2 separate regions of the Mus musculus genome follow, and region 2 is linked to region 1. A link is a loop called in an ENCODE intact Hi-C map of the cell type or tissue named here. Cell type or tissue: gastrocnemius. All regions are shown on one strand. Each heading gives the region's core, and the rest is flanking DNA. Links, peaks and the distances in the headings are about the cores only.

What was found. Hi-C counts contacts between places; a loop is a spot of excess contacts. Peaks named below come from ENCODE experiments on the same cell type or tissue, not always from the same donor. Only the 100,000 strongest peaks of a DNase experiment are listed, where the experiment ranks them.
Region 2: a loop joins it to region 1, with 4 times the contacts of the local background. A loop is called at or near these places in 9 of 42 quality-filtered maps.

What each region holds. Positions count from the first base shown.
Region 1 is chr11:96,770,090-96,785,590 of GRCm38, reverse strand. It overlaps Snx11 (sorting nexin 11), which reads left to right and starts at 8,036. Exons shown (of 8, transcript NM_001163389.1): 1 at 8,036-8,136; 2 at 8,530-8,623; 3 at 11,096-11,150; 4 at 12,369-12,455; 5 at 12,709-12,809; 6 at 14,467-14,562; 7 at 14,740-14,952. The coding sequence starts at 11,109. In gastrocnemius, for the core only: CTCF peaks have their summits at 7,888, 9,297 and 10,746 (motif pointing right); a DNase peak (open chromatin) is centred at 7,909; H3K4me3 peaks cover 3,709 bases; H3K27ac peaks cover 4,264 bases.
Region 2 is chr11:96,822,357-96,837,857 of GRCm38, reverse strand. It overlaps Nfe2l1 (nuclear factor, erythroid derived 2,-like 1), which reads left to right and starts at 7,890. Exons shown (of 5, transcript NM_008686.3): 1 at 7,890-8,039; 2 at 9,635-10,660. The coding sequence starts at 10,151. In gastrocnemius, for the core only: a CTCF peak has its summit at 8,409; DNase peaks (open chromatin) are centred at 7,435, 7,760, 8,239 and 10,488; H3K4me3 peaks cover 4,844 bases; H3K27ac peaks cover 4,935 bases.

The sequences.
Region 1 (15,501 bases), core at 4,099-12,098:
TTAAAGATTTATTTATTATAGGTAAGTACACTGTAGCTGTCTTCAGACACTCCAGAAGAGGGCATCAGATCTTGTTACAGATGGTTGTGAGCCACCATGTGGTTGCTGGGATTTGAACTCTGGACCTTCAGAAGAGCAGTCGGGTGCTCTTACCCACTGAGCCATCTCACCAGCCCTTTGTTGTTGTTTTGAGACAAGGTTTCACTATAAATCTGCTGGCCTCTGCCTCCCAAGTGCTGGGATTAAACGCATGCACCACCATGGCCAGGTTGTTTTGTTTTGTTTTGTTTTTTTCTGTTTTTTTTGTTTGTTTGTTTTTGTTTTTTTTCCCAGAGTTTCTCTGTGTAGCCCTGGCTGTCCTAGAACTCACTCTGTAGAACAGGCTGGCCTCGAACTCAGAAATCCACCTGCCTCTGCCTCCCAAGTGCTGGCATTAAAGGCATGTGCCACCACTGCCCGGCTTTTTTTTTTTTAAAGAAGATTTATTTTCATGTGTATTTCATGTGTATGGTTAAGCACATGTGGACTATGTGCATACAGTACCCTCGAAGACCAGAAGAGGGCGCCAGATCTCCGGGGAACTGGAGTTAACTGATGGCTGAAAGCTGCCCTGTGGGTCCTGGGAATGGAGCCTGGACCCTCTGGGAGAGCAGCCGTTCGTCTTTCCCTTTTTCCTTCTTTCCTTCCTTCCTTCTTTCCTTCCTTCCTTCCTTCCTTCCTTCCTTCCTTCCTTCCTTCCTTCCTCCCTCCCTCCCTCCCTCCCTTCCTTCCTTCCTGTATGCTGTTTTACTGTAAGCCAGTGTATATAAAATAGTTAAACCTTGTGAAGCAGAAATCCATGACAAGTAGAAGATTGTACACTATATGTTGTACATATGAATATTTTCTAGAGAAGCCTCTGTTCAGCCTTCCGATCAGTCCTCTTGAATATTCACTGGTTCTTGAAAAGTGGTTTGGGAAGTCTCAAGACATGTGACTAAAACGTGGAGCAGACTTTCTGGGGTCTGAGGGATTCGTGGTCGGTGACACTGCACTTGGCCGAGGGTCATGCTGAGCATCCTGCAGATAGAAGTGCTTTGAGTCTGCAGCTGCCTAGGCAATCTTCATGGGGTTGAACCTGGCCTCCGACTGGACCTGCTGCCCTAGAAAAACCCAACTGGGGGCAGCCATGTGACTGGGGAGCAACAAGTTCAGGGATGGCAGGCTCAGTCACTATGTAGACCAGGCTGGCCCAGAACTCACAGACATGTGTCTGCCTTTGCCTCCTGTGTGTAGGGTCTTCTAGTTTTGAGACAGGCTTTAGTTTCTACCCTGGGCTAGCTTCAGCCTTAGTGTAGCCTGGGCTAGCTTCAGACTTAGTGAGCTGTTAGGTCCCAAACCCAGGGCTAATGGCTGAGATATCTACTAAGCATAAAAGCAGACACTGACCACCATGTTCTCCCCACACCCCTCAGACCCTATCTGTTACAGGGCCTCCTGGCTGGTGCGCTCCACTTACTACTCTAAACCTCTCTAGGCCAGGGGCTGGGCTGTCTTTCCTCTAGTTGCTCTTCCCTCCTATATAATCTAACTGTCTTGGTTACTGGGTCTTTTCTATCCTTTACTGTCCTGGCCTCTTGGTCTAGCTATGCTTCCCCAGGCCCCCAAGCACCCCCTTTCCATGGCTCAGGGGTATGTTCACTCTGACTGTCCTGGATGTCTCTGCCTCTGACAGTTTTCTCCCTTTCAGCTACTTTCTACTCCACCACACCTAGCCGTGTCCTTTTCCTTTTTCTTTATTTGTTTTTTCCATTCAATAATCTCTTGAGTTCCTGATCCTACAGTCTCATCCTCTAAAGAATTGGCATCACTAGGCTTTGAGCCACCAGGCCCAGCTTGGACAGTTACCTGAAATTCAGTTGTTAGAGATTTATTCATTTTGGGGTTAACATGTGCTCTCTTATAAAACGTAATGCTTTTAAGAGACATTTCTTCTCTCTCCTCTGGTTTGTGTGACTTTCACATTGATTTCCTGAGAGTTTGATTAAAATATGTACTTTTAAACCTCATCCTTCTTCCCTCTGACTTTGACTTTCTGGTTTCTTTCTTCCTTCCTTTCTCTCTCTCTCTCTCTCTCTCTCTCTCTCTCTTTCTTCTTCCTCCCCTCTCCTCCCTCCCTCCCTCCCTCCCTCCCTCCCTTCCTTCCTTCCTTCCTTTCCCTCTTTTTAAGTTGTGGGTTCTTTTTTACCTCAGAACTCATGATTAGCCTTCCAGTTCTGGGATTATAGGCATGTGTCAGTAGGTCTAGCTTTTTTTTTTCTTTTTTCTTTTTAAAATGTACATTGGTGCTTTGTCAAGTCCCCTGGAAGTGGATTTTTACTGAGAATTTTGGTTTCTTCCTTCCTTTCTTTCTTTCTTTCTTTCTTTCTTTCTTTCTTTCTTTCTTTCTTTCTTTCTTTTCTTCCTTTCTTCCTTAAGAATTATTTAGGGCCAGAGAGATGGCTCAGCAGTTGAGAGCACTGACTGCTCTTCCAGAGGTCCTGAGTTCAATTCCCAGCAACCACATGGTGTCTCACAAACATCTGTAATGGGATCTGATGCCCTCTTCTGGTGTGTCTGAAGACAGCTACAGTGTGCTCATATAAGAAGTTGGAGATCTCCTGATGATAAAGATTGGACTTGCCCCAAGGAAGCCAAGGCCTCTAATCAGTAGGAAGTAATCTAAGAGGGCTACACCTCCTTTCCCCTCTCACCGTTTTTTCTCTCCTACCTAGTGTTGGGGGTTGGAAGGGATTAGGGTGGAGTAAGGGTTGGAAGGGTGGTAGATAATAGAACCCAAGAAAGTAGAAAGAAAAAATAGACCAATGGAGTTACAGTTGTGAGCTTCAATGTTGGGAAATTGAACCCTAGTCCTCTGGAAGAGCAGCCAGTGCTTTTAACCACTAGGCCATCTCTCCAGCCCTTAAATATATTTTATACACAAAGTCAGGAGGTATTTTTAGCATGTCTGCATTCTGCCTGGGACCCGCATGAAATCTCTGCAGCAGGGTACTGATGCTCAATATGTTTTGAGTATTTTTGAGTGTGAATTGTTCCAGTTGCTTAGAACTGTGGTTGTTATTTCCTAGCATGTTTTGTATAAAGATTGGCCCTAACATTAACAGTTAAAATTTTCTAGGCAGGACAGCACATACATATACTGTCAGCATTTAGAAAGCTGAGGCAGGAGAATTATGAAATTCAGGGGAACCTGGGCTGTGTAGTAAAAGCCTAGGCCCCCCCCCCCCCAAATAAAGAAGGAAAAAGAGACACTTAATGAGTATTTGAGCACAGAGTTGGCCATGTAAGGATAATAGAAGTGTTTCCTTTCAAGCAAAAATTTACCTTTGGAAATGTGGTGTCTACCATAGTGAGTCTGACAAGTTCCTCTGAGATCAGTGATGATATTAACATGATTAAAAAGGTTTTTATTTTATTTTATTTTATTTTATTTTATTTTATGAAATTGGAGAGATGTCTCAGTGGTTAAGAACATTTGTTGCTCTTGCAAAGGACCTGAGTTTGGTTTACAGTGCTTGTGTTGGGTGGCTCACAATAAGCAATAAGCTGTAATTCCAGCCCTAAGTCCAACACTCTCTTCTGACCTCAGGGGACTTTAATGTATGTATGTATGTATGTATGTGGGTATATATATATATATATATATATTCACACACATATACATATGATAACACACACATATAGGATATGTGTGTGTAAATGTATTCTCTCCCTACCCCATGTGTGTACCTGTGAAGTCAAGAGGACAACTTGTGGGAATTAGTTCTCTCCTTCACCATGTGAACTCAGGTCACCAGGCTTAGTGGTAAATGCACTTGGCAAATGAGCTATCTCACAAGCCCCTTACTTGATTATTTTAAATTCGGGGCTGGAGAGATGGCTCAGAGGTTAAGAGCACTGGCTGCTGTTCCAGAGGTCCTGAGTTCAATTCCCATCAATCACACTGTGGCTCACAACCATCTGTAATAGGATCTGATGCCCTCTTCTGGCCTGTAAGTGTACATGCAGACAGAGCACTCATGTACATAAAATAATGAAATGCATCAACATGGGAAGCAGACAGGCTATCACACTGTAGTCAGGCTGTTCGAGAACTCACTGTGTAGTCCATCCATGGCTTCAAAGGTGAGGCACTCTTCGTGGTGCAGCTTCTGGAGAAGTCCTGGAACTGCAAGTGTGATCACAACCACGTCTGACTTTTGAGCTCATATTTTGGATACAGTTTCAGATTTTGTTTTGCATCCAACTTTTTCTTGTTTGTTTTTCAAGACAGGGTTTCTCTGTATAGCCCTGGCTATCCTGGAATTCACTTTGTAGACCAGGCTGGCCTCCTGCCTCTGCCTCCCGAGTGCTGGGATTAAAGGCGTGCGCCACCACGCCTGGCTGCATCCAACTTTTAAAGAATCAACACTTGGTGGGAGCTTGCAGTCTAACTCAGTGTTTAAGAGCCTGTGCTGTGGAGGCTGGAGAGATGGTTCAGTAGTTAAGAGCACTGACTGCTCTTCGGAAGGCCCGAGTTCAAATTCCAGCAACCACATGGTGGCTCACAACCATCCATAATGAAATCTGACGCCCTCTTCTGATGTGTCTGAAGACAGCTACAACATACTTAAATATAACAATAATATAACAATAAATCTTTTAAAAAAAAAAAAGCGCGTGTGCTCTTGCAGAGGATCAGGGTTTGGTCCCCAGTATCTGCATTTGCATGAGTAACTCCAGCTCCAGGGACCTGGCATCCTCTGTAGTACAGCCACTTTAAGCATATCCCCAACTAGTTTACAAATAAATGGGACTTGGGCTATGGTTATTTTATTACAATAATGGGGGGAGGGGCTAATCTACTCTTGTAACTGCTGGTCTGGCTGCCTCCCTAGTGGTGTACCCCAGACATTTGCTGTTTCTCCTGGCTATGTGCTCATGTCCCATCTCCCCTCATGGCGGCTTCCTCCTCCTCCTCTCTCCATTCTCTTTCATCCCTCCTAACCTGGTATCTCAAATCCCACCTACCTCTAATCCCTCCAGTAATTGGCTGTAGCTAATTTCATTTAACCAATAGTTTGAAATCAAGGAACAAAGTTTGCACAACAAAAGCTTGTTTAACTCACCTAGTCATTGTAGGTCTCGACTTTCCGGTATAGAATTTAGCATTACAATACATAGCGACCTATCAATCCCTCAAAAATTCCCTTCTGTCCTCCATAGGTACCTGCACACACAAGTAGTACATACACACCTGTGCTCGATCACGAGTGCGCGCACACACACGCACACGCACACTCTCTGGTGCACACACACACCTTTACAAAGAAATCAGCATTTGTCAGCTGAGCGTGATGGTGCACCTGTAGAACCAGGATTGTGTATTTTCCAATGGAGGTAATCTTGGTCTACATAGTTAGTTCTGGGCCACCCAGGTTGGATAATGAGACTTCATCTCAAAATGAAAGCAGAGACAGAGACAGAGAGGGGGAGCACTATTTGATATGTTTTGTTATAGCAAAGGAATATTCCCAGTTGCTGGAGAAAGCCAACCCCCCCCAATAACATTTGTTATTCTTCATCTACCAAAACAAGAGCATGAAAGAGAAATGAAAGAGCAAATAAGAATCCAGCTGTCTCCTTCTAAGCCAAATACTAAAGACTTACAAATTCGTAACACAGAACTGTTCTTGCTTTTTTTGTCTTTGAAAATATAGATTATAAAATGTTAATAGGCAGTCCTTTATTATTTTCATTTTTATTTTGTAATTCTTTTTTTTTAAAAAGATTTATTTATTATTATACATAAATACACTGTAGCTGACTTCAGTCACACCAAAAGAGGGTGTCAGGTCTCATTACAGGTGGTTTGTGAGCCATCATGTGGTTGCTGGGATTTGAACTTCAGTGCTCTTCAGTCAGTGCTCTTACCTGCTGAACCATCTCTCCAGCCCCTATTTTGTAATTCTTTAACTGTATCTATTTGCTTCTCTGTAGTGTCTAGTTTTATGCCTATGAGTGTCTTGTTGTATGTTAAGTGCCCCTCATGAGTGTAGGGCCCATAAGGGTGTCAGAATGCTGGATGAGTGCCATCATGTGGGTTCTGGGAACTGAACCCAGGTCCCCTGCAAGAACAAGTGCTCTTACCTGATGTGCTGGCTCTCCTGCCTCAATCTCTCAATTTTTATTTCTAAGTCAGTGATTTCTACATTAGCAAAAGCTATTAAATGTCCCTATGATTTTAAAAGTTTGTGTAAAAGGATCCTGAGACCAAAGGCCTGAGAAATTCTGTTTTGAATTACATAAATAATATCCACCTGGATTGGTAACTACCATTGTGTTTTGCACTGGCTCTACAAACATTTAGGAGCAGTTCAAGTCAGTGTAGTACTGGGTTTTCATCTGACCCACACTTTTATAAGAGCCCATCTGTTTTTAAGGGGAGTTAGGATTAGAGAAATGACTTTGAGGTTGAGAGTACTTTCTGTTCTTGTATAGGTGCAGGGTTCAGTTCCCAACACCCACACAATGGTTCCAACTACTTCTAACTCCAGTGCCAGGAGATCTAAGGCCCTCATCTGGCCTCGTAGGGTTTCAGGTAGACACATGGTACACAACCTATTTATAGGCAAAACAGCTACAAAAAATAAAAATATTTATTTTTGATGTGTGTATGCCTCGGATCCATTGAAGTGGGAGTTGCAGGAATGTGTGAACTGTGTGAATTTGGGGGTCCTGAACTCATCTTCTGAAGCCATTTTGCCAACTCCTGTCTTGCTGTTTTTGAGGCAGGGTCTTAGGTAGCCCAAGCTAGCCTGAAACTCACTATATAGTTGGCGTTGGCCTTCAGTTCCTGCCTCTACTTCCAAGTGCTGGGGTTACAGAGGTAAAATTAACTTTTTTTTTAAAGACTTATTTATTTTTATTATATGTAAGTACACTGTAGCTGTCTTCAAACACTCCAGAAGAGGGAGTCAGATCTCATTACAGATGGTTGTGAGCCACCATGTGGTTGCTGGGATTTGAACTTCAGACCTTTGGAAGAGCAGTCGGGTGCTCTTACCAACTGAGCCATCTCACCAGCCCTAAAATTAACTTTTTAACAGATCAAGGAGGCTTTTCGTTTGTGTTTTCCAACAGCCTTACTCCGTATCCTAGAGCTCACTATATGTCTTTAATGGCCAAGTGTTAGGATTCTGGGCGTGAGCCACTTCCATTGGCTTAAGAGGACTTTAAGATATTTTTTTTTGTCTTTTTAAAAAAGATGTATTTATTTATTACATGTAAGTACACTGTAGCTGTCCTCAGACACTCCAGAACAGGGCATCAGATCTCATTACAGATGGTTGTGAGCCACCACGTGGTTGCTGGGATTTGAACTCAGGACCTTCCGAAGAGCAGTCGGGTGCTCTTACCCCCTGAGCCGTCTCTCCAGCCCGGACTTTAGATATTTCTATAGTAAGCATTTTCACCGGCTTTTTCTTGCTTACTAACTGTATGATCCTTCTTTGGGCTTGACAACTGTTGTCAACTTTCTCGTCTGCTGTTGGGATAATCTGTGGGTTTTCCAAATCAAACTGGCAGTGCCCTTGACAGTTTAGATGGGGAACTGCAACCTCTGAGGTTCAAACCCAGACTTTCGAGATCTTAGATCTTAGTAAGGCTTCAGGAACGCGAGAAACCTCCCACACTTACTGCTCTTTAACACCCTGAAGACGTTTAGGCTCCTAAGATGCTTTCGTCGGCCTTCAAACACGTTCCCTGAGCGCTGATTGGCCCGCCTAATGGCGGTGGGCGGGACACGGCACCGGAGTGGACTTTGCGGGGTCTCGGTCTTTGCGCTCCGCCTCCCGCGCCCCCTAGCGATTTCCGGAAAGATGCGGATTTCAGCTTAGGCCTGGGCGGGATGGAGAGCCTCCTCTGACCAGCGATCGCCACTGAGAGCCCTGGTCTTCAGGGGTGGGGCGTCCGGGACACTCAGGATTGGCCCGTCGGGAGCCGCCTCCCGTCGTGCACCGGGGCACCGGCGACTCACCCGGAAGGAGAAGCCGGTATCGGACTATATGGTGCGGTGCTGGTGGTGTCGCTGTGGAGAGCTGCTGCTGCTGCTCTCAGGTGAGGGGGCGTGGGCGTGGCCGCGGCTCGTAGGTGCTGCTTGGGAATGGGATGCTGGCTTGAGCCGTGGTGGTGGCATTTGAGTGATGGCCTCGGTTGACACACTAGGGAGGGGGCTGCCTTACTGCCTGGTATGAAAGTGAGGGCTTGCTGGGACCCAAGAAGAAAGGAAGCCTGGCTTTTCAATATACCTTGAAAATCGTCTTTCCGTCCCGATTTAGCCGGGAAAAGAGAAGGACCGTTGGGCTGGTTTCCATCTGAGTTTGCTAAAGAATGGAAAGGAGTGGCCGGAGTCAGAATTAGGGATGTCTACCCAAGTGGCCGGCAGTGGAAGGGAATGGCAGATATTTTTCGCAGATACTGGAAACTATGCTCTTCCTTTGTTACTTGCAGGTGAAAGGAGTGGGTTACCGACTGAAAAATGAGAACAGCTGCTTGATGGACGGGACAGGTTTTCTGTCAGGCGGAAGAGCTTCCTCGAACACCTGTGGGTATTTAGGAAGGCGAGGTTTTAGAATTGCTGTCTGTTGACACCAAAGGCTCAAGAACGAGTAAGGAGGGGCGGGAGACTCCTTGGTGCAATCTTTTTTACAGCCTGATGTGTTTTTTACGTGTCCCTTGAAGTAGTTTTAAGAGGCGGAGAAAATGAGAAAGCTTTGAATTGCTCCCCTGAATTAGCAGCTGTGAGCTTTACAATGCGTCAAACTTTGTACACACCAAACCCCTTGGCTCTTTCCCGGGACTATGGGTGCTGGTACTGCCGAGGGAAGCAGTGAGCGCTTCAGATGGGATGGAAAAGGCCCCGGGAATGTAGTTAGCATGGAGTAAGTTTCCTCACCTTTCGAGGTTACTTGACTCTGCCCTTCCTTAATGGATGCACAGATCCACCTCTTTGGACGGGTCATGGAGGTGAAGTTAAGAACTTGCTGTTTCTCCAGGAATAACGACTGAGAGTGGTGTCGTTGGGAAGGACAGTGATGAAGAGCAGTGGTTGTTGGAAACGGAGTCTGCTTTTTGCAGTCTCAGTGTCTTAGGGGAAATTGACCACCAGAACCTTCTTAGTGCCTTTTACGCTTAGCCTTGAGCCTACAGAGACCCAGGAGACTTGGAATGTCTTAAAAGACAGTTTATTTGTTTCTCTATGACATTAGCTCCAAAACAAAGGAGAAAAACTTCCACATGGGGGTGCTGCAGGCCCCTAGCAAACTCTTTATACCAAACGTCTGATGAACAGTTACTGAACTAGAGTCTTGAGTTTCACAGACTTTTCCAGGCAGAGTGGTGTGATCTCCCCTAAGTGGATAGATGCCTTTCTTTCTTGTCATCTTTTCTGTTGTACTACAAACACAAACCAAACCAAACAACAACAACAACAACAAAACCACTTAAGAATATTTAACTTTCTGTTCTTCCGTTGGCAGTTTAGCAAGCGCCTAAGAGGAGAAGAGAGGGGGAAATCCCAGCAGGCTAATTAATATTCACAGAAAGCCTGTTGGTTTTGGTCACAGATCTTTGTCTGTACCCGTCTGGACTGTCGGACTGGGTTATTGGGGAATTGAGATTTCCTGCCTTTCAGTCTAGGGCCTCTTGGAGGTGGTGACTGCTGCGGATGAAAAAAATCAGACTGTCAGCAAGAATGCTGTTTATTATGGTGTTGAAATCACAAAACCTCGGGTTTGCTCCACAGTTCAGCTCTGTTTTGTTATCTGCCATGCAGCTTTGTCCCCGCATGCCATGTCTGTCTGTAGAGAGACCTTCTGGGATATTGGGAAGAATTGCAAAAGCTGTTTGCTTTGCTAATTTCATGCCGTAAACGAGTTTCCCTTCCTTTGAAACATTAGCCCTATGTTAGCAAAACATAAAATAGACGGAAGCTCATTATGCACTCTGCTAATGGTAAGGCAGAACTAATAAGAGAATGTGTTTAAAATTAATTGTGGGACTGTAAAAAACGAGTGGGTGTGCGGATGGGCATGGGAGGAGGAGAGAGGGAGAGCTTAGAGAGAGCCTTGTTTTCCCAGGAGCCAGCCCGCATCATTTGTTGGCAGTACATATTGGCTGGAGTCAGTTTTCATTTCAAGGTAAATTGGAAAGGGAAATTAAACCTTATTGTTCTGCTCTTAAGAGAGAGGAAGGGGGTGGAGGCGGCAGCCAGGGTGGCTGCAGTTGGAGCGGCTCTAGGAGTAACAAGATTAGTGCTGTATTTTAACAGAAGGTGACATCATGGGCCCCTTTGGAATCCAGTAACCCTGTGTTCCAGCCTTCATGGTCCCCGTGTTGGAGTGGGCGATGTCGCTGTACGCATAAACTACCACACTGGGGGAAATGAGTGGCTTAGGCTTTAATGAATCTTTACAAAGGAGCGGAATGCATCCTGAGTTGACCTGAGAAGCTGTGGGGTGCTTGGGCAGAGGTACAAACCGGATGGCATGGCAGGATCGCAACTGATTGTAGTGGTTGGCTCCAGGTCTGGAGAGCTAGCTGGTCAGGGAAGGTGGTAAACTGTAGCTGGCCTCTTCACCCCTAGGAGCACCCACCTGTATGGAGGTGACTTTGGTTAGCAAGACGAAGAGAGATTGGTATTTGTAAGGACTTGGTTGTCTCTAAATAACCAGGAGGGGGTGCTGGTAGGCTCCTTTTCAAGGCTCTGTTCCACAAGATTGTTAAGCCACAGTTCTTGGGCAAAAGTTTTACAGTGAAACCCACCTGCCTCTCTGGCCACAACACACTCTCCTTATGCCCCTAGGAGGCAAATTCCCCAGGGTTTTTAGCTTGCGGCTAACTAATGTGGGGTTCCCCCTTCCTCTTTCAGGTTTTACACATAATTGGGGTTGGGGGAAAGTTACCTACCTGGGTTTCCCCACGGGACATCTATTAAAAGCTTTGGGGTTTTGCTCTGAGAGAACCTGGTGAGGATGTGCTAACTGCTTCTTCCCACGTCTCTGCTCCCCCACCTCAGATGTGCCCTTCCCATGGGCTTGTGGTATAGGATGTTGGAGAACCAAGACCTGGAGGTAAGCAGGGTCTCCGGGTGGGTCAGAGTCGGAGGGCCACTTAAGAGGAGGGGACACAGACCAGGCAGTGGTGGTGCACGCCTTTAATCCCAGCACTCGGGAGGCAGAGGCAGGAGGATTTCTGAGTTCAAGACCAGCCTGGTCTACAGAGTGAGTTCCAGGACAGTCAAGGCTACACAGCAGTGCTTTCTCCCCATTAATACTCTTGGTGTTTCTCACGGGCTCACATTAAAGCTAGGAGAAGGAAAACAGTAGCAAGTGTATGTGCGGAGAAGGGAGCCTCCAGTTTGACTAACTCTTCCACTGGTTGGAATGTACTAGAATATAAGCTTTGTTTAAATGAAGGTTTTGGTTGTCACCCAAGAAATGGGGCTCATTAGGAGATTTTCATACATATACACATATGTCCATATATATAATATATTTATATATACATATAATATATATAAAACATATATTATATATATATCATAATGCTTTGTCCTTATCTGTCTACCTTTTCCCCATGCACATTAATCTCAGGGCCTTGCAAGTGCTCAGCTCTGGCATTGAGCCATGTATTTATATTCCTAGCTCTCTTTTATCTTTATTTATTTATTGAGAGAGTCTCACTATATAGTCCTGTTTGGCCTAGAACTTGCCATGTGGACCCAGCTGACCCTCAACTTGATGGCAATCCTCCTGCCTCTTCCTGAGTGTTGGGATCACAGTGGGGAGCCATTGTCCATAGCTGATTGTTGATTGATTGATTGATTGATTGATTGGTTGGTTGATTGAGTCTCACCAAGTTCCTCAGGTAAGGCCTTGAACTTTTGATTCTCCTGCCTTAGCCTTCCAAGGCCTACACTGTACTATTCCGGAGAAGAGGGAATTTCATTTCTTGATCATGTTCTCTCTTAGCACAGAGCCTGACATGCGCCCGTGATCAGGAAATGCTTGTTGAATGAATGGCGAAATGACTGAAAGTTGGTACTAAGGAACTCTGGGTACTGCTGTGTGGTCAGAGCTGCCTTGCAAGCTGGGTGTGTTGCTTCATTGATCTCAACACTGAGGAGGCAGACGGGCGAGAACTGCCACACAGTGAAGGCAGTTAGTCTACCTAGTGAGCTCCTGCCAGCAGGACTCCAAAGCCAAAACCAAACACCATTCTCTCTGTGGGGCTGAGCTGAACTGAAGTTGAAGGGGCTTTTGTTTGTTTGTTTGTTTTCTAATCTGCAGGAGGTGATCACAGTTCGAGTTCAGGACCCCAGGGTGCAGAATGAAGGCTCCTGGAATTCTTACGTGGACTATAAGATATTCCTCCATGTGAGTCAAGCTTTAGTGATGGTGTCAGCTGCAGGGCTGTGGGCTGTGCTGAGGTCAAAAATGGTTTGTGGGTGTTCCCGACAGAAGATTTACAAGAAAGAGTGGGGAGAGGACTAGCTTGAGGGGACACAGAATGGCTTCCAGGTGCCTGGTGGCATCTTGGTCTGGGACCCAGTAGCCTGATAATCCGTCCCCTTAGGGTGGCGGTGGTGAACTCATGAGGGACTAAGGCTTTTCCGGATTTCTCCCCTAGACGAACAGCAAGGCTTTTACCGCCAAGACGTCCTGTGTGCGGCGGCGCTACCGTGAGTTTGTGTGGCTGAGGAAGCAGCTGCAGAGGAACGCCGGCTTGGTGTGAGTTTGCTCTCGGGCCTTCTCAGGTCTGAATGGATCTGGGGGATCACAGGGGAGCTAGGGTTACGAGGGAGAAGAACTTAGAGCGTGGCAGGCTGAGGAGCTTGAGAAATGCTCGCACTCAGGTGGTTATGTCAGTGAAAGGAAACCAGCAAGTCTCCCTCCGTTCATGCCACGTGACCTAGCAAAACTGTATAAACGGGGGGAAAAGTGAATACATACATACTCCCCTCCTCCCACAAAGCAATTAAAGTGAAAAAAAAAACAGTTCTGTGTGCTTTATAACAGAAGTTGAGAATGTTTAACAGTATCCTGCCACAGCTCATCTCAGTTTTAGAAAACTCTGGGGCTGGAGTACTCTTTTGGTTTAGTTTAGTTTAGCTTTGTTTTCTGAGATAGAGCTGGTGTATTTAGCTCCAGCCTGGCCTCAAATGCCCCAGATTCTCGCCCGAGCCCACAGAGTAGCTGAGATGATAGCACGTGGCAGTGTGTCTGACTTGGAGTAGTTCTAATTCATAGGAACGGACCCAGCATCTGCAGCTCACTGTGTGGAGCTGATGCTGGGGACGTGGATGTCCGTCAAAGGGTTGCTGTAAAGCACGAGCTGAGATCAGATCCTTAGCACCCACGTAGAAAGCCCGTGATCCCAGTGCTGAGAGAGAGACAGAGACAGGGAATCCTAGTGGCTTGATAGGCAGCTAGGCGGCTAACGGATGGGTTCTGGGTTCGGTGAGAGACTTACTTTCAGCAGATGAAGTGAGGGTGATTGGGGAAAGACACTGTGTATCAACACTGGGCTCCCACACTATGTGTATGCACACGCTCCCCCACACCAGTGCTCCCCCACACCAATGCTCCCTCACACCAGTGCTCCCCCACACCAGTGCTCCCCCATACCAGTGCAGAGCACAGAATCAGGAGAGCAGGTGGAATGGAGCAGGCCTGAAATCCTCCCATCTAGGAAGCAGAGACAGGGTTACTGGAAGTTCTAGGCCAGCCAGGGCGATAGCATGTCGGGGCATGTGTCAGAAAGTCCCCGAGGGGGCTGGAGAGATGGCTCTGTAGTTAGGAGCACTTGCTGCTCTTGCAGAAGCCCTGGGTTTGGCCAGCCCCACATCGGTTTGCTCACAACTGCCCGTGATTACAGTTCTGGGAGATCTGGTTCTCTTCTGGCTTCTGTGAATACTACATGGTGCACCCAACACTAAGCAAGCGTGTACACATAAATAAAATGTAAGATACTAAGGTCTCCCCCAACCTCCAATAAAAAAGAACTAAAAAAGCAAGTAATGCTGGAAGTGGGCCTACTAGGTGGAGAGCCGTAGCAGTGGGCCTACTAGGTGGAGAGCCGTAGCTGCATGGGTTTGGGTGCTAGCTTTGTTATGTGACACTGGAGTTTCATGTCCCCTTTCTGGTTTTCTAAAAGGAGGACACTAGAGCTTTCTCATGGGGTTTTGAGGAGGATTTCATGCCATGTTTGTGGACATTTACTGCAAAGTGCCTGCCATCGAGCATGCCATCAGTCAGTATTGGCTCTGTCAGGCCCCTTTACCAAAAGACAGCTATGTTTACTGGCCCTCTTTCTCAGGGATTCTTTTGGGCGGGGTTGGGTGCTGTTTCATTTACCTTGGGTGTTCGTTACATTATGATTCCACAGGCCTGTTCCGGAGCTTCCTGGGAAGTCCACTTTCTTTGGCGGCTCCGATGAGTTCATTGAGAAGCGACGTCAAGGTCTCCAGCATTTCCTTGAAAAGTGAGTGGACATTTAGGACAGCCCACCATTGTGGAAGCGAGGCCACAGATTTTTACTTGCGCCCTTCCATCTCCAGAGCAGGGTGAAGCCAAAGCTCAGCTGGGATGGGGACGGGGGAGGGGGAGGGGAGGCTGCTGCCTCACTTGCCATCCTGTGGTGTACTCTCTGTTGCCGCAGGGTCCTACAGAGCGTGGTTCTTCTGTCAGACAGTCAGTTGCATCTCTTCCTCCAAAGCCAGCTCTCGGTGCCCGAGATTGAAGCCTGTGTCCAGGGCCGGGGCGCCATGACGGTGTCCGATGCCATTCTTTCCTATGCTATGTCCAACTGTGGCTGGGCCCAGGAGGAGAGGCAGAGCACCTCCCACTTGGCTAAAGGAGACCAGCTCAACAGGTAGGGGCTGCTAGGCACCCAGTGGCACGTGACACCCACTGGGATGCCCGCATGTGGGGGAAAGAAATGTCACGGTGTTGGGACCCTTGGAAAGGCCTGGTTCTCTTTCTTGAATGGGAAGCTAGAGGTTCTGTTGAGACTCAGAAAGAAGGGGAAGACTTGAGCTCAGAGATGTAGGTGTCTAAATTGTCAATTTTAGAACATTTTCCCCTCCCTCCCTCCTTCTCTCCCTCCCTTCTTCCCTCCCTTTCTTCCTGTCCTTCCTTGGCAGGCTCTCATTGTGTAGCCCCAGCTGTATAGACCTACTCACTATGTAGGCTACTTGCTGGGTAGACCGGGCTGGCCTCAAACTGACAGAGCTCTGCCTGTCTGCTGAGTGCTGGGATTAAAGGTGTACACCACCATAGCAGGATCTTTTTAAAAATGAATTAATTATTATGGTTATGGGTGGGAATGCAGCCTGGGGCTTCACTTGTGTTTATGTGTTCTACCTCCAAGCCCCGTCTTCAGCTCTTAGACCATGCTCCTATTCTAGATGAAGCAATGGTA
Region 2 (15,501 bases), core at 3,630-11,629, 53 kb before region 1:
AGTTAGCTGGCCCTTTTTCAATTTTTATTTATTTTGTGTGTGTGTATGCCTGTAGTTGCATACACAGGTCACAGCATCCCTGTGGATGTCAGAGGACAACCCTGTGGAGTCAGTTTTCTACTTCCCCCTTGTCAGTCCCAGGGACCAAACTCAAGATCAAATATAAGCCATTTCCATGGCCCCTTGGATGCCTCTTTTGTGACCCCAAATCCCTGTGCATTTCAGCCGTCTCTCACTCGGGCTCCCCACTGCTCAACAGCCTGCAGTTGCCCAGCGAGGCCTGGTGGTGGCTGTCAACCCCTCCCTTAGGGAGCAAGGCCAAGCTCTCACTTCTCAGTCTGATTTAGTGGATATACCGGGACTGATGACACATCGGCATGGGATCTTTCTTTTGCTTCTTGGGTAATTGTCCTATTAACAGCTGTCCCAGGCAAGAGAGGGAGGGAGGACGGTGCTTTCCTTGGTGAGGAACGCGCCCTGGATTTTACAAGGTTAATCAGCAGGTTCCAGGAAGGAGCTACTGCACCTGCTCAGACTTGACCTGGAACTCGAGACAGAGAGTGGAGACTGGCTTTTGGTCTGTGCTCCCAACTACTGAATATTAAATAACTCCAAGATTTGCACTCTGCCAGGCCTAAGTTGCCTGCTGTTAGGATTGAGGTTGTCTGCATCTGCAAATCACAGCAAATTTGGGGGGCTCCCCCCTTTCCTTGCTACTATGAAGCAAACCACTTCAAAATACTCTCTCCTTTTTTGGGTTAGTGCTGGGAATCAAATCTAGGACCTTCTGCATGTAATGTGTCATTAAGTTATGTCCCCAGCGTGCTGCAGCCATAGCTGACATCACCTAACTCCACAAACCAGTTTTCTGATCTTTCTCTGTCTCTCTCATACATACAAATAATTATCATACAATTTATGCAGTATACCTGAAGTTGGGTTGTGTCTTAGTCAGGGTTTTACTGCTGTGGACAGACACCATGACGAAGGCAACATGATAAGGACAATATTAAATTGGGGCTGGCTTACAGGTTCAGAGGTTCAGTCCACCATTATCATCAAGACAGGAACATGGCAGCATCCAGGCTGGCATGGTGCAGGCAGAGCTGAGAGTTCTACATCTTCATCTGAAGGCTGCTAGTGGAAGAATAGCTTCTAGACAACTAGGATGAGGGTCTTAAAGCCCACACCCACAGTGACACACCTACTCCAACAGGCCACACCCACTCCAACAGGGGCCACACCTTCTAATAGTGCGACTCCCTGGGCCGAGCATATACAAACCATCACAGGTTCTAAAAGAAAACGATCAGGACAGTGTAGGAAAATCCAGAAGTTCTCCCCACAACTTTCTTACTCTTCTCTAACGAGAGCCTCTCTTCTCAGCACCTGCCATTCCCCCTGTCAGCTGGGACCCTAGAGGGATGGGAAGGAGGAAGATAGTCACTGCTATTTTATGTATGATACTTAGGAATTAGTGAAAGTGACCAAACAGGGCCAGCTGTGGTTTCATAGAACCCAGGGGTGTGGGGAGCCGCCCTCACATTTGCCATTATAAGATGGCGCTGACAGCTGTGTTCTAAGTGGTAAACATAATCTGCACACGTGCAGGGGCAGTTTTCCCGCCATGTGTTCTGCCTTTCCCGTGATGACAACTGAGCCGATGGGCTGCAGCCAATCAGGGAGTAATACGTCCCAGGCGGAGGATAATTCTCCTTAAAAGGGACGGGGTTTTGCCACTCTTTCTCTTGTTTTCTCTCTCTTCTCTTGCTTTCTTGTTCTTGTTCTCTCTCTTGCTCTGGCTCTTGCACTCTTGCTCTCTCTTGCTCTGGCTCTTGCTTCTTGCTCCTGAAGATGTAAGCAATAAAGCTCTTGCGCTCTTGCGCTCTTGCCCTCGCTCTTGCTCTCTTGCACTCTTGCTCCTGAAGATGTAAGCAATAAAGTTTTGCCGCAGAAGATTCCGGTTTGTTGCGTTCTTCCTGGCCGGTCGCGTGAACGCGTGTAAGACAGGGGTAGAGGCACGTGGATGTCCATGAGTACGCTGCATAATGAGCTCCAGGCTCACCAGGGATGCACAGAGAGATCCTGCCTCAAAATAAATAGAAACAAAATAGGAAGCGAGCCAATAATGAAGAAAGTGGTGGCAGCTATTGGGCTGAAGTGAAAGGGTCATCTGCTCTCCAGAAGTTTGAGCAAGGTAGCAAAACCTACATTCAGGGCTGAAATAGGGGAGTTGCTGATTTGATTGTTCCAAGCTAGCCCAGGATACATGTCAAGATCTTGTTGGTAAATAAATAAATAAAATAAATTACGGCCCGCAATGTGGCTTAGCAGGTAAAGACACTGGCTGTCAGGCCTGAGGACCTGAGTTGCTTTCATTCCTGGGACCCACAGGGTAGAAGGAGAAAACCCACGAACCCACATCTGAAACCTTCTCCCCCGTGTGTGTGTGTGTGAGCGTGCGAGCACACACAAATAAACATAATAAAAATGTTTTGAAGAAGCCAAAGAAACAAAGCGGGGTGTGGTGGCGCATGCCTTTAATCCCAGCACTCGGGAGGCAGAGGCAGGCAGATTTCTGAGTTCGAGGCCAGCCTGGTCTACAGAGTGAGTTCCAGGACAGCCAGGGCTACACAAAGAAACCCAGTCTCGAAAAACCAAACCAAACCAAACCAAACCAAACCAAACCAAACCAAACCAAACCAAACAAAAAAAACAAACAAAAAGGATCTCGTATTTAAGTATCAAGCCTGGTAATGCTGCTTGAGAGGCTGAGCCAGGAGGATTGCAAATTTAAGATTTGCATTGGCTGCAGAATGAGTTCAAGGGCAGTCTGGCCAACTTAATGAGACCATGTCTCAAAATAAGGAGAAAGAAGGCTAAGGATATAGCTCATTGGTAGTTGCCTAGCATGTGGAAGGCCCTGAGTTCAATCCCTGGTACCACAATACTGAAACTCAGTTAGACACTGTTCACTTCTATGATTTTAAAATACATCCAAATTTTTTTTTTACATCCAAATTCTTGAATAGAGTTGGTGCACCTCTTGGAACCCACAAGAACCATTGCCAACACCCAAAACTTAACCTGCTGGTTCTGCCAACCACCAAGATACAGCAGCCACACAGAAGGAGAGTGCCTGAGACGTTTATATGGTTTCTTGCTTCAAGAGCTAAAGCCAGAGAAAGTTTCTGCTCCTGCACTAAGGAGGCAGAGGCAGGTGAATCTGTGAGTTCAAGGCCAGCCTGAGCCCGGCATGGTGGCGCACGCCTTTTATCCCAGCACTCGGGAGGCAGAGGCAGGCGGATTTCTGAGTTTGAGGCCAGACTGGTCTACAAAGTGAGTTCCAGGACAGCCAGAGCTACACAGAGAAACCCTGCCCCAAAAATTTAACAAACAAAAGATCCTGCCAAGTGGCTGTGTTTCAACTTGGTCTCACTGAGCCTCTGACTCCAGGTCCCCACACCTGGCACAATGGGACTCCCCCTTCAGGTCTCAGCTCTCCATACTTTTGCCCTTCATGGTCATGACTAAAAAAGGTACTCTGTTTACAACCTTCTGAGACACCAAATGACTAGTTTCTTGGCAAAGATGTGGATGAGGGGCTCATTCTGGCTGGGAAGGACTTTGGTGCTGAGTATCAGCTTGCAGGAGTTATAGTGCTGGTCTCTAGGGAGACCGGCATAGCTATCTTCTCAAACTGTATCACTACCACCAGGATTAGCTGCTGAAGCTCTGTGCAGATCACCCGGTGGGAACCTCCCTTCTCTCATCCTGGCACACCGCTTCCTTGTTTGGAGACTACCAATGGTTTGGATGGTCCCAGTCTTCAGTGGAGGTTAGGATCAGAGAAAGGACCACCTCAAGCAGAGGGAGATGCGTCCCACCTCTGGGTGAAGAACCTTGAGCTTGCTGCATAGGACAGGGGGTGAGGGGTCAGGAGGGGTCATGATGGGATGCAGCGATGGGATGCAGCCTGCAAGGGACACACATGTGGACCTTTTGTAAACTGTGTCTTCATCCTTTTTTTTCACTTATAGCAATGTTTATTTCGTGGTCTCAATAACTTAGTGGCTAAATGGTCTGCTTTCTTGTTTTCCTCTTTCTAAGTGTGGAAATTAGTTCTTGGTTTGTTTTTTTTTTTTTTAAGATTTATTTATTATATGTAAGTACACTGTAGGTGTCTTCAGACACTCCAGAAGAGGGTGTCAGATCTCGTTATGGATGGTTGTGAGCCACCATATGGTTGCTAGGATTTGAACTTCGGACTTTCTGAAGAGCATTCGGGTGCTCTTACCCACTGAGCCATCTCACCAGCCCTAGTTCTTGGTTTTATTTTGGGACAAAAGTTTGAGCTCTGGCAGCCCTAACAAGCCAGCCTCTGGGATCTGTCTCAATATGTCAGAGAGATGAGTGTATTAACCACCTTTCTTATTGCTGTGATATTTCCGCCATGGCCAAGGTAACTTAGAAGGATTTGGGGCTTACAGCTCCAGACGTCTATTACCATCTCAGCAGGGAAGTGTGCTACCAGGCACATAAGGCAACTAGATCTGAGAAACTGAAGAACTGAGGGCTCACATCTCTAACAGCAAACAGCAAACAGACCACTTGAGTTTGAAATGGAAAGTCTTCTGAAACCTCAAAGCCCTGCCCCAGTGATGTAATTCCTCCAGAAAGGCCACACCTTCTAGGCTTCTCCAAATAGACTTCTACTAGGGACCAAGTACTCAAATGCCCGGACCTATGTGGGTATAGTGTGGGTATAGGGGAAGCACCTCATTCCAACACTGCAAGTGACAGTGAAGAGCAATAACTCTTAACTGAGAACTGCCCCCATTTGATTAGTTATGATTGGAGCACATTTTAGGGGTCTGGAACAGGACACTTAACAACTGCTAGTAAGAGACTAACTAAACAGATTAGATATAAAATGGAGGGGGAAGCCAGCCTGGTCTACAGAGTGAGTACCGGGACAGCCAGGGCTACACAGAGAAACCCTGTCTCAACAAACCAAACCAAACCAAAAAACCAAAAAACACTATGGTAATTTTAAGAGCTTGTCATAATTGGCCCTCCCTTTTAAGAAGGGGAACTGAGTGACTTGATTTTTTTTTTTTTTAACTTTTCTGTTTGTCTGCTTCTACTTTTGTGTATGCCTCTAAGCCCATTGGGGCCCTGACTGCGCTGTGAATGCACTGTAGCTGAGGGTGGTGAAGCACACCTGTAATACAGGCAGAACCGGGGAGGCAGAAGCAGGAGGCTTGCCCTAAATTCCAGGGCAGCCTGGGGCTATAGAGGGAGAAACTGAGAAAACAAAACAACCTACTGTACTCTGAAAATGCTTCTATTTTTTGCAGGAGCTTTGAATCATGGGGTCTACCTGCTTTTCTTTTCTTTTCTTTTTTTTTTTTAGATTTATTTATTATTATATGTAAGTACACTGTAGCTGTCTTCAGACACACCAGAAGAGGGAGTCAGATCTCGTTACGGATGGTTGTGAGCCACCATGTGGTTGCTGGGACTTGAACACTGGACCTTTGGAAGAGCAGTCGGGGGGGCTGGTGAGATGGCTCAGCTGTTAAGAGCACCAACTGCTCTTCCTAAGGTCCTGAGTTCAAGTCCCAGCAACCACATGGTGGCTCACAACCATCTGTAATGAGATCTGACTCCCCCTTCTGGAGTGTCTGAAGACAGCTACAGTGTACTTACATATAATAAATAAATAAATATTAAAAAAAAAAAAAAAAAAAAAGGAAGAGCAGTCGGGTACTCTTACCCACTGAGCCATCTCACCAGCCCCTACCTGCTTTTCTATTGCTAGAACCTTTTGTTTATTGCAGCAGATTAAACCCAGTGCCCCTTGCACGCTGGGTAAGTACTCTATCACGTTTTCTTTCTTTCTTTTTTTTCTTTTTTGTAGTTAACATCTAGGTTCCATGCTTCCGTGTACTTTTTGTTTGCTTGTTTTGTTTATGAGCAAGGGCATGCATGTGGCCCTGGCTGTTCTGGAACTTTCTATGTAGCTCTGCCTGTTCTGGATGATTAATTATTTCTCCAGCGGTGAAACGAGCCAACTCAAGCCAGATCAGGGTATATGTAAGCAGGTTTATTGGGAAACTGCTTCCAGGCAGGTGAGTTCACTGGTCCGGAGCCACAAGGTCAGGGGGAGGGAGACAGAGGGGAGGGGAGAAGAGAAAGAGAAACAAGTGCAGAGGGAGAGAAAAGAGAAGGGAGGGGCCAAGAGAACTAAATGTCTGGATTGTACAGGGAAGAGCCTGTGGGGAGTCTGTGTAGAGGGTGAGTATGCCAGGTAAGGACTGAGGAATGCTGGGAGGACCTGGAGGCCAGGTCTACTTTGTAAAGTAAAATAACCCCTCTGAAACCCAACACTTGTAGCCCTGGCTGATCTTGAACTCTTCGTACATGAGAATGCCCTTGAGTTCACAAAGATTCCAAGAGTGCCAGGATTAAAGGCATGGGACACTATGCCTGTTGTTTTGAAGACCCAACAATTAATACACAAATGTCTAGTTTTCATAAATTTTGTATTCTAGTAATTTATTGGGACACACTAAAAAACGATGAAGTAAAAACAGTCTTTGAAAGTGTTAACTAGCTCAAAATAATTTGTTTCCATTTAAAAAGGTATGTGGTAGCTTAATAATTTTTGTAAGAATCAGTTGAATTCTTGGTGCATATTATATCTGTGAAACGTACTTTACATTCTGAGAACCCCTCCATATTGGTGCTAACTCTCCTAGCACAGCGTGAAGTGAACTTATCTGCTGCATTATCAGTTGGCCTTGTCCTTAATTGCACAAGGACAGCGAATAATGAACTGTCAACTAGATTATGGCCTCTTAAAAGGAGACAAGAACTCAGTTGGCATCTCACCTCTGTCCCACAGCTACACAGTACAAACTTCAATACAATGATTTCCTACATGTGGTCTTCGGACCAGCTGTATCAGAATTACTTATAGGGAACGTTATCAGGCCCCTACCACAGGGTCACTGAACAAGAATCTCACAAAGGCTTTGTAATTTGGAATCTAATAAATGATGTTGAGAGCACACTTATATTTGAGTCACAAAAAATGTTTTGGTACTATAGTTGTATGGGGAACTCTGGCAACGATGGAACGTTCCTGAAAAGCAAAAACTAAGCTGTGTGCGAGGTTAGAGGAAGGGGAGGGGCTCTTCCCGGTGTTTCTTTGATGGCAAAAACGAGTTACTATGTCCTATCTATCACACTACCAACATTTCTCTAAGGCCCTCGTCTGCCCCGCAGTTTCCACGACCTGACTGTTGCCTGGGCTACAAGATGCCACCCTTCCTGCCTGACGAACAGGTTACACCAGGCTCTAAGGCAGACAGGGGGTACCGGTTTCCGTTGCCAGGACTCAAGATGGCGACACGAACGTCGCGACCATCAGAGCCACATGCTCCGTACTCCGCCTCGGCCCCCCCCTCGGATCTCACTGGACTTTTACAAGTCACCGTGGGGACCCTCAAGGACGGAATCTCGGGCTCCGGCGTCAATGCTCCATTATCTGCCTTAAAGGACCGCATTCCTAGGCACACAATGAGCTAGAATCACCTAACTTACAACACCGCCCACCTCCAACCCGCAGCGGAGAGGTTCAGAATGCCGGACACTAGGGCCTTCGCCTCACTCATTGGTGGGTCCATACCGGGGGGCGGGCCTGCACACTCATTGGACTTCTCTCCACGTCAGTCTCGGGAGGACTGTGCCGAGTGGGCAGACACAAACTCGACTATTGGGTTTTCTTTGCTGTCAATCAAAGTGACATCCGGTGACGACTCTAGTCCCGGCTATCTGATTGGACCAACTGTTTCTGGGGTGGCCGTGGCGGGCGGGTTTCCGAGTGCAGTGGAAGGAGGGGGCGGGGAGGGAAGCCGAGGCTGGGCGCTCCAGGCCGGCCGGAGGTGGCGGCGACGGCGGCGGTGGCGAGGCCGGGACTTGGGCTGAGGGCCTGCTGTGGCGGCAGCGACAGACTGTGACCTCAGCAGCGGGTACCTGCTCTAATTCCCTTCCCCAACGAGATAGCCGCGGTGCAACAGGGCCGAAAGCTTGTGGGATAAGGGGCGGCGAGATGTGGTTGAGGAGCAGGAGGCGGGACCCGGGAGGCCGAGAGGGGTCTTGATCGGGCTCGGGCCCTGGACACGGCCGGAAAGAAACGCGGGGCCGACCAGAAAGCGTGTTCCTGGGTGGGCTGGACTGAGAAGGGCCGAGGGCATGGGAGGGCGTGGTGAGGCTGGGCTCGCGAGCGGGGTGGGGCCTGGGGAACGGAGGGCGGGGTGAGGCTCGCTTTTAAGGGTGGGTCAAGGCCAGCAAAGTAGCACTTGTCGCTCCGTGTCCCAGAAAGCTTGGAGGCGCGTCGGCGAGAGTGGGCATGGCAGCTTGGTCTCATCCAGACTCGGGTACGGCAGGGTGGGACCGGACTGGGGCCGGAGCGCTCTCTCTTTGGCCTTGTGGGCTTTGAAGAACTTTGTCTGCTCTCTCAAACTTTAAGTGGCTCTTGGGAAGTTTTAGTAGTAAATTGCGCGAGGACGGGCGGGTTTCAAAAGCAGGGATGTTTACTCAACCGAATGAGGGTATTCGTGGGTGTGTGTGTCTCCTACGTGTCGCTCCCACTTCACCTTTAGAGCGAAGTTGATAGTGGGCCACAGTAGAGGAGTTTAGGAATTTAATGGAAGCTCAAAAGTAGAAATCAGAAATGGGAAGGCAAATTTACCTTCTCCCCACTTGGCAAGTGAGATCGAGAACTTGGCCATATCCTTCTGCTTTGGCTCAGAAGGTCATGTGAATAAAGCTAAAACCTGTGAATTCAAATTCCAGGTGGAGCACGGCTCCACAATCTTCCACTGTCCTCCTGTACCCTACCCTGTTCTTTTATTTTGCCATACTGGGGATTGGACCTAGGGCCTCTAACCAGGCACCCGTGATCTGTATCCTTGTCCTGGACATTCTTTTATTTTACTATTGAAACCAGGCTGGTCTTAAACCCCTGATCTTAACGTTTCAACGTTCTGAGTGGCCTGTGCTATTAGGCTGGTCTTTTATTTAAAAAAATAAATTAATTAATTAACGAATGAAAGAATGATAGGAAAGGGGAAATGAGATTTCAAAAGTTGGAATAACAAAAAGGCATATGAAATGGAGGCCTGAACATTTTCATGTATTTTTTCACAGTCTCTCAGTAATAATCTCTGTCTTCTCTTTAGAGTTGGAAAGGACAATGACATGGGAAACCAAATTTTTTTAAGGATAGGAAATGGACTTCTTGTGCTAAAATTAGAAACTGGGTAATGTGTTCTATTAAGAGTGTTGGTAAATGAGACAAAGTGTAAGAAAGTTTTGAATGCCTTGCACGCACAGTCTGCTTCAAATAAGACCTTTTAGGAAGTGTGGCAGATTTAATATTTAGTATTTAGGGTGCTTCTTTCCTTCCTTTTCCTTTCATAGTTGGCACAGCAGGTTTGGCTTGGCTTTTCCGTGTAAAAGTAACCTTTACACGTGTTTCCTACTCTCTGCCCGAGCTTCTTACCCTGACCATGAAGTGAAGAGTGTGGAATCTTATCTTGTTGTTCTGTGATTCCCATTTCAGGGTTCTCTGGAAACCCCCCTGGTAAGTGCAGAGGAGGCGGGACACTCTGACCCAAGACAAAGACCTGTAGCTCCAGCCAAAGAAAATAAACCTTAGGAAGGAGAAGGGGGGGAAAAAAAAAAGGAGGAAAGAAAGACTCCATCAGCTGTTGGTGTGAGCAGCCTGCAGTGGATCTCCATAGAGGACAACTAATGTGAATCCGAAAGTGACTGTGTATGGGCTGTGGTGAAGTAAGTTGAGGGCCCTGAGCGCCTGGACTGTGTTAGGAACGATCGAACGGCTCAACTTTGCGAGGTGAGGTGTCAAAAAGGGAAAAGTGAATGTGGCTTTCGCTCCACGGGGTGTGCTGTCGTCTGGGGCCGTCAGGGAGCTCAGCCCTTGTGTTGTGCCAGGGTGGGGTCCAGGGTCTGGCACTGAGGAGGGTAGCCTGCTGGCTGAAGTGGCAGAGCAGTGGCCTTGATTTGTCTTGTGGAAGATTTAAAAACAAAAAAGCATAAATATTCTGGTCCTTCAGCAATGCTTTCTCTGAAGAAATATTTAACGGAAGGACTTCTCCAGTTCACCATCCTGCTGAGTCTGATTGGGGTTCGGGTGGACGTGGATACTTACCTGACCTCACAGCTCCCCCCTCTCCGGGAGATCATCCTGGGGCCCAGCTCTGCCTATACCCAGACCCAGTTCCACAACCTGAGGAATACCTTGGATGGCTATGGGATCCACCCCAAGAGCATAGACCTGGACAATTACTTCACTGCCCGGCGGCTCCTTAGTCAGGTGAGGGCCCTGGATAGGTTCCAGGTGCCTACCACTGAGGTCAATGCTTGGCTGGTCCACCGAGACCCGGAGGGGTCTGTCTCTGGCAGCCAGCCCAACTCAGGCCTCGCCCTCGAGAGTTCCAGTGGCCTCCAAGATGTGACAGGCCCAGACAACGGGGTGAGAGAAAGCGAAACGGAGCAGGGATTCGGTGAAGATTTGGAGGACCTGGGGGCTGTAGCCCCTCCTGTCAGTGGAGACTTAACCAAAGAGGTTAGTGGCCCTATGGCGGTGGGCGGGCCTGGACAAGGGGGAGGAATGGGCTGGTTCTGAAGGGTTGTTGGCTCTGCACTGAGTCCTCTGAAGAACCAAATAGGTTGGGGTTGGGTTTGGACCTGTGGACCTGTTTGGGTAGGAATGGCCTAAATTGTCTGACTTCAGGGTTGGGAGCTGGGAAAATTTTTGTTTTGATCCATTGACCCACCTCTGAGGGTACTGTCAGGGTGGGGTGGTTCCTAGAACATACCAGGGTTTTTACTGCTTAGATTTTGGTATGACTGCTAGAGGCCTTAGCTGGGGACAGGGTTATGTTATGATAGGCTTTGAGTGCACATTGTTGCTAAGAAATACTGTGTGGCCTCTCTTGACTTGTTAGCCCCGCCCCCGCCCCCACCCTAAAACACTGTATCCTACTACTGTATCCTAAAGTTCTACAGGTCAGGCTTGTTGTTGTAAACTCCCTTTAGCTCCTGGGCCTGAGCCAAGGGGTAGACTTTGGTAGTTATTTTTGGCCAGCAGAGGCCAAAGCTCCCATTCTTTGCTAAAGGCCTGCTGCAGGGAGTAGAGCAGGAAAGGCTGGAAGCTAGAAGAGAACTGTACTGTGCTCAGCTCAGCTTGATCTGAGCTTAAGAGGTGATCTTTAGCTCCTGGCCCAGGGCTGGCAAACCTGTGGGTACAGAGAAGGATGCAGTTCCTTTTCTTTAGTGATGCAAATAGCTACTGCTGCCCTGTCTGACTACCTAAGTGGTGAAACAGGTCTGATCTGCTACTAGCCCTAGGAGCCCCCAAAAGACCCACTGCTCTCTGCACTGGCCTGGTTAGTGTGGAGGATAGAGCTGCTGCAGAGCTTGGTTCTCTCTGCCCACCATCTCAGACCACGTTTGTCTCCCTTCCTGCATTAGGTCTACTCATTATCTCAGTTGTCTTGATCATTAGTGACTGGTAGAGAGGATGCTTATATTCGATCCGTGGTCCTCATCTAGGGGTGATCTTTGTCACAGCTGTGGGGAAGGATGCTACTGGTACACCTGATAGGCAAGACCAGCAGTGTTGTCTTAAACAGTTTATCTCACCCTGAATTGTTGGTCATTGTGATTGGGAAAGCCGCTCACTCAGATCAGCTAGCTATCCTGGATCTGTGTGCGAGAGGCTGGGATTGTCTGACCATGGAGGTCCGGAGCATTTTTTGCCTATCAGAGATTTTGGTCTTATATCTATCTCTCTTTAAAATTGTGTTATTTTTGAGATGGTCTGGCTGGCCTGAATCTTGCTTTATGTAGGTAAGGGTAGCCTTGAACTTGCAGAACTTCTCTTGCCCTACTACCTTTGCCTCTCCCTAAATGCTGGGATTATCATGAGGCATGTTCTGCTGTCTGGCTTTGTATTAGATTCTTGTAGTGTCGCTTGGCATCTCACCTTTTTTCTGCTTCTCCTCACTCTGTGATTTAAATGGACTTCTGAAGTCCTGAGATCTGAAGAATCCTGTTCCTGCCCCCAAGTGGCATGGGTAGGTCTTCTCCTGAGAACCCTACAGGGTCAGCACTGATACTGTCCTTCAGGGAGCTTTTTGGGGAATATAGAAATTTTTGGATGTAACTGGGTGTGTTGGAGCAGAATAGGATGGAACTTGGTATCTGCCTTCCTTCTCATGGCCGTAAAGAAGGTGTGTTTTCTCTGACCCAGGCCCTACCACTCCACTCCCTCTGGGAAGCTGGGTGGGTCATGCCTGAGGGACCCAGGCTGGGGAGGAGGGAAGGGAGGATTATGATGTGCCTAGAACAACATTTCCTCAGCAACTCAGGGATAAAAATACCCAGGTCCAGAGCATGTGACAGGCACTGCTGGAGCCGGTATTATCCCTGGGGTGGTAGTGCTCCCTGCTGCCAGGCCTGTTCCATGGGCAGCCATAGCTTAGGCCCATGTCAGGGATAGGATTCCCCTCCAGGTTGGCACCCTGCCCAGAGCAAGGGGTGGCCTGTTTACAGCTCTTCCTGGGTTAGAAGCAGGCTGTAACCAAGGGAGAACACACTGTCTCTCTGGCCTGACCTTAGGCTCTGGGGGAGTAGTAGTGAGGAGAAATTTCTATTTCCCCTGAGAAAGCAATCCAGGAAGGCAGAAGTGGGATTTTTAAATTCCAATTCTGTCGGGTTTCCCCCACTCGCACCTCCTGGCCGGCCTGCTAGGAGAGGTGCTAGCCCGGGTTGGGCACCAAATGCTCTCCTTTTCTCCTCCTGACCCCCCAGCCCCTCCCCCAAGTTCTTTAAAAAGCTAAAATGGAAGTGGGTAACTGGCATATCTGCGGCCAGGACGGTGCTCAGCACCTGTCTCCCTAGTGCTGGCTTCAGGATTGTCTCTCCACTTTCTGGTTTTTTTTTTGTTTTGTTTTGTTTTTTGTTTTTGATAGGGGATAGGCCTGGCCTGCACTAACATGCCGTGTGTATGTAATAATGGCTTTTCCCTTTCCTCCAGTCTGGCTTGTTGTAGGGTGACAAAGCTCCTGGGCTTTTTTTTTTTTTGGCTTGGGTTGCCCTGGGTTCCTGCCCAGCCTGGCTTGTGATCCCTAGCCTTGAGGACTAGCCATCGTCTTCTTAAGGAATGGGAAACTCCTTCCACTTCCCAGCAAAGAATTGAGTTTCTCAGGGAAGCTTCTGGAGGAGTGTCTGCCCAGTCACAGGAGTGGGCTGGCAGAGCAAGATGCGACAGGAGGGAGGAAAGTGGCACCCCTTCCCCCAGGACTCTCACTGCACCACCCCAGCTGACTGACTGGGCTGGGTGGGGCTGCCCGCCCCTGGGTGCATCTCCTCAAGGAGACGGAGGCGGCCCAGGGATGGGCCGGTTCCTTGCGGCAGCTTCTCCAGCTGCCCTGGTGCAGAGATTGGCTCCCTTCTGCAGCTAGGTAACAGGCGGTGGGAGGGGATTGGCTCCTTCCGCATCTCCAGCGGAGACTTGGGGGAGGAGATTGGCTCGCGGCGCAGCCTAGGTAACGACAGTGGGAGGGGATTGGCTCTTTCCGCAGCCCCAGCTGCTGACCTGGGGGAGGGGATTGGTTCTCTGCAGCCTCAGCAGTGACCTGCGGGGTGGGAGGGGGAGGGGATTGGCTCCTTGCGGCAGCCTAGGTAACAAGTTTGGGGGGCGTGGGGAGGGGGAGAGGGAGGAGCGGGAGGATAGGCTCAGGAGGGAGTTGCTTTCCTCTGCAGCGTGAGCGCGGAGCATGGGGTGGGAGTCCCGACTCACTGCAGCTTCTGCGGTGAGCTCAGGGTGGGGGCTGCTGGGCGCCTGAGTGGAACTGGGGTTGTGAGGTGGGAGGGGGCTGCTCCAGGATGGAGGAAGGGGGCTGGGCTGGGCCGCCCAGGCAGCAGCACGGGCGGGGCACCTTCCTCGGGCCCCTCGGAGCTACCAAGGGGCCACCCTTCCAGCCTGGTGTGCTTCCTGCAAGCCACGAGCTCCTTGCAGCCCCCTGTCCGGCTTACCGGCACCGGCTGCTCTGGGGCTCCTCTCGCAGACCATGACCCGCCTGGACCGCAGCTCTCACAGTGGTGGGGGCCATGCCAAAGACAGGCCCCTTAACTCTTGGCTGGCTGGTCACCGGGTGGCCCAGCCCCCCTCTGCTCCTGGGTCCAGGGCTTCTGTTCAGGTTGGTGTATGGTGGGAGACTCAAGGGAGAGGAACATGTGGGAGGTCTGGCGGGGAGGGGGTGTCTTAGGATGGGGTAGGTGGTAGTCCCTGCTTTGGGGTAGAGTGGTGGGGTTGGTTTAAAGATACTTTTCAGTGGAAAGTGTGTGCTTTTAAATTTTTGGAAGGAAGGCAACACTTAAGGGTCCCTTCAGGTTTGCTGAGAAGACTCCTAAAGGGAGGGGTATATATAGGAAGTTGAAATGGCTCTATTGGGGTTCTGTGCTGATGTCAGTGGGGGTGGCAGTTGGTGCAGGAACTGTCTAGGAGCCACAGAACAAAGTGGAAGGAGGCATTTTAACGTCCAAGGTTGCAGTCAGCTCAGCAGTGATGAGAGTTATGTCCTTGAGTGGGTTGACTGATGGGGAGCTGGTGAGTGCTGGGGTGTGGTGTGGGAGGGGTGAGGTAGCTAGCGCTGGTGTAAGGGGGTAGCGAGAGATTGGCCTAAGCAAGGGTGGGGTATGTATGTCCTGGGGAGCATCTAACTGTCTGAGGTTCCCTTGGGGTTGAGGCAGCTTGCTGGGATCAGTTGAATTCTGTCAGGGGTCATGAGGTGAGGCTGGGCCTTTAATAGTTGTGGATGTTCAAGCTTACTCCAGCTGTGAGCCAATGAAGGGGGAATGACTGTAGAAGGGCTGAAGACAGCCTGTCGTTGTCATTGGTTGCATCAGGTGGTTGGAAATGCAGGGATTTTCCTCTCTAGGCTACCCCACCCCTTTATGCAAATGCAGTGGCACCACAGGCTGATGCAAGTCTGGTCACTGCTAAGCAATTCCACAGGGCAGTTTGCCCTTGCTTGCCATGGTCAGACAGTCTGTGTTTTCAGAGTCTCCAAATCTTAAAAGGAGAGGGGTCTCTTGCTTCCTCCTCTGTCTTTTTAGAGGTGATACAGCCCTGACCTTTAGCTTGGGTGTGACTCTGGCCCACAGTCTAAACCTGAAAGCCTGTGTGATGCTAGACACATTAGTAGTTTTTAGCAATGCCTCTTATTTTGGTGGAAGGTTGCCTGGGAATGAATGATGCCTTGCTGGTGCAGAGGGAGCAGGAAAGGAGGGCTAAAAGGCACAGGCCTGAGTATGACCCCACCCAGGACTCATTGGAGCGTCAGTAGGTGGGACCTGTGAAGGGGTAGGACCGGGAGCTTTCTCCCTGGGATGGGGGAC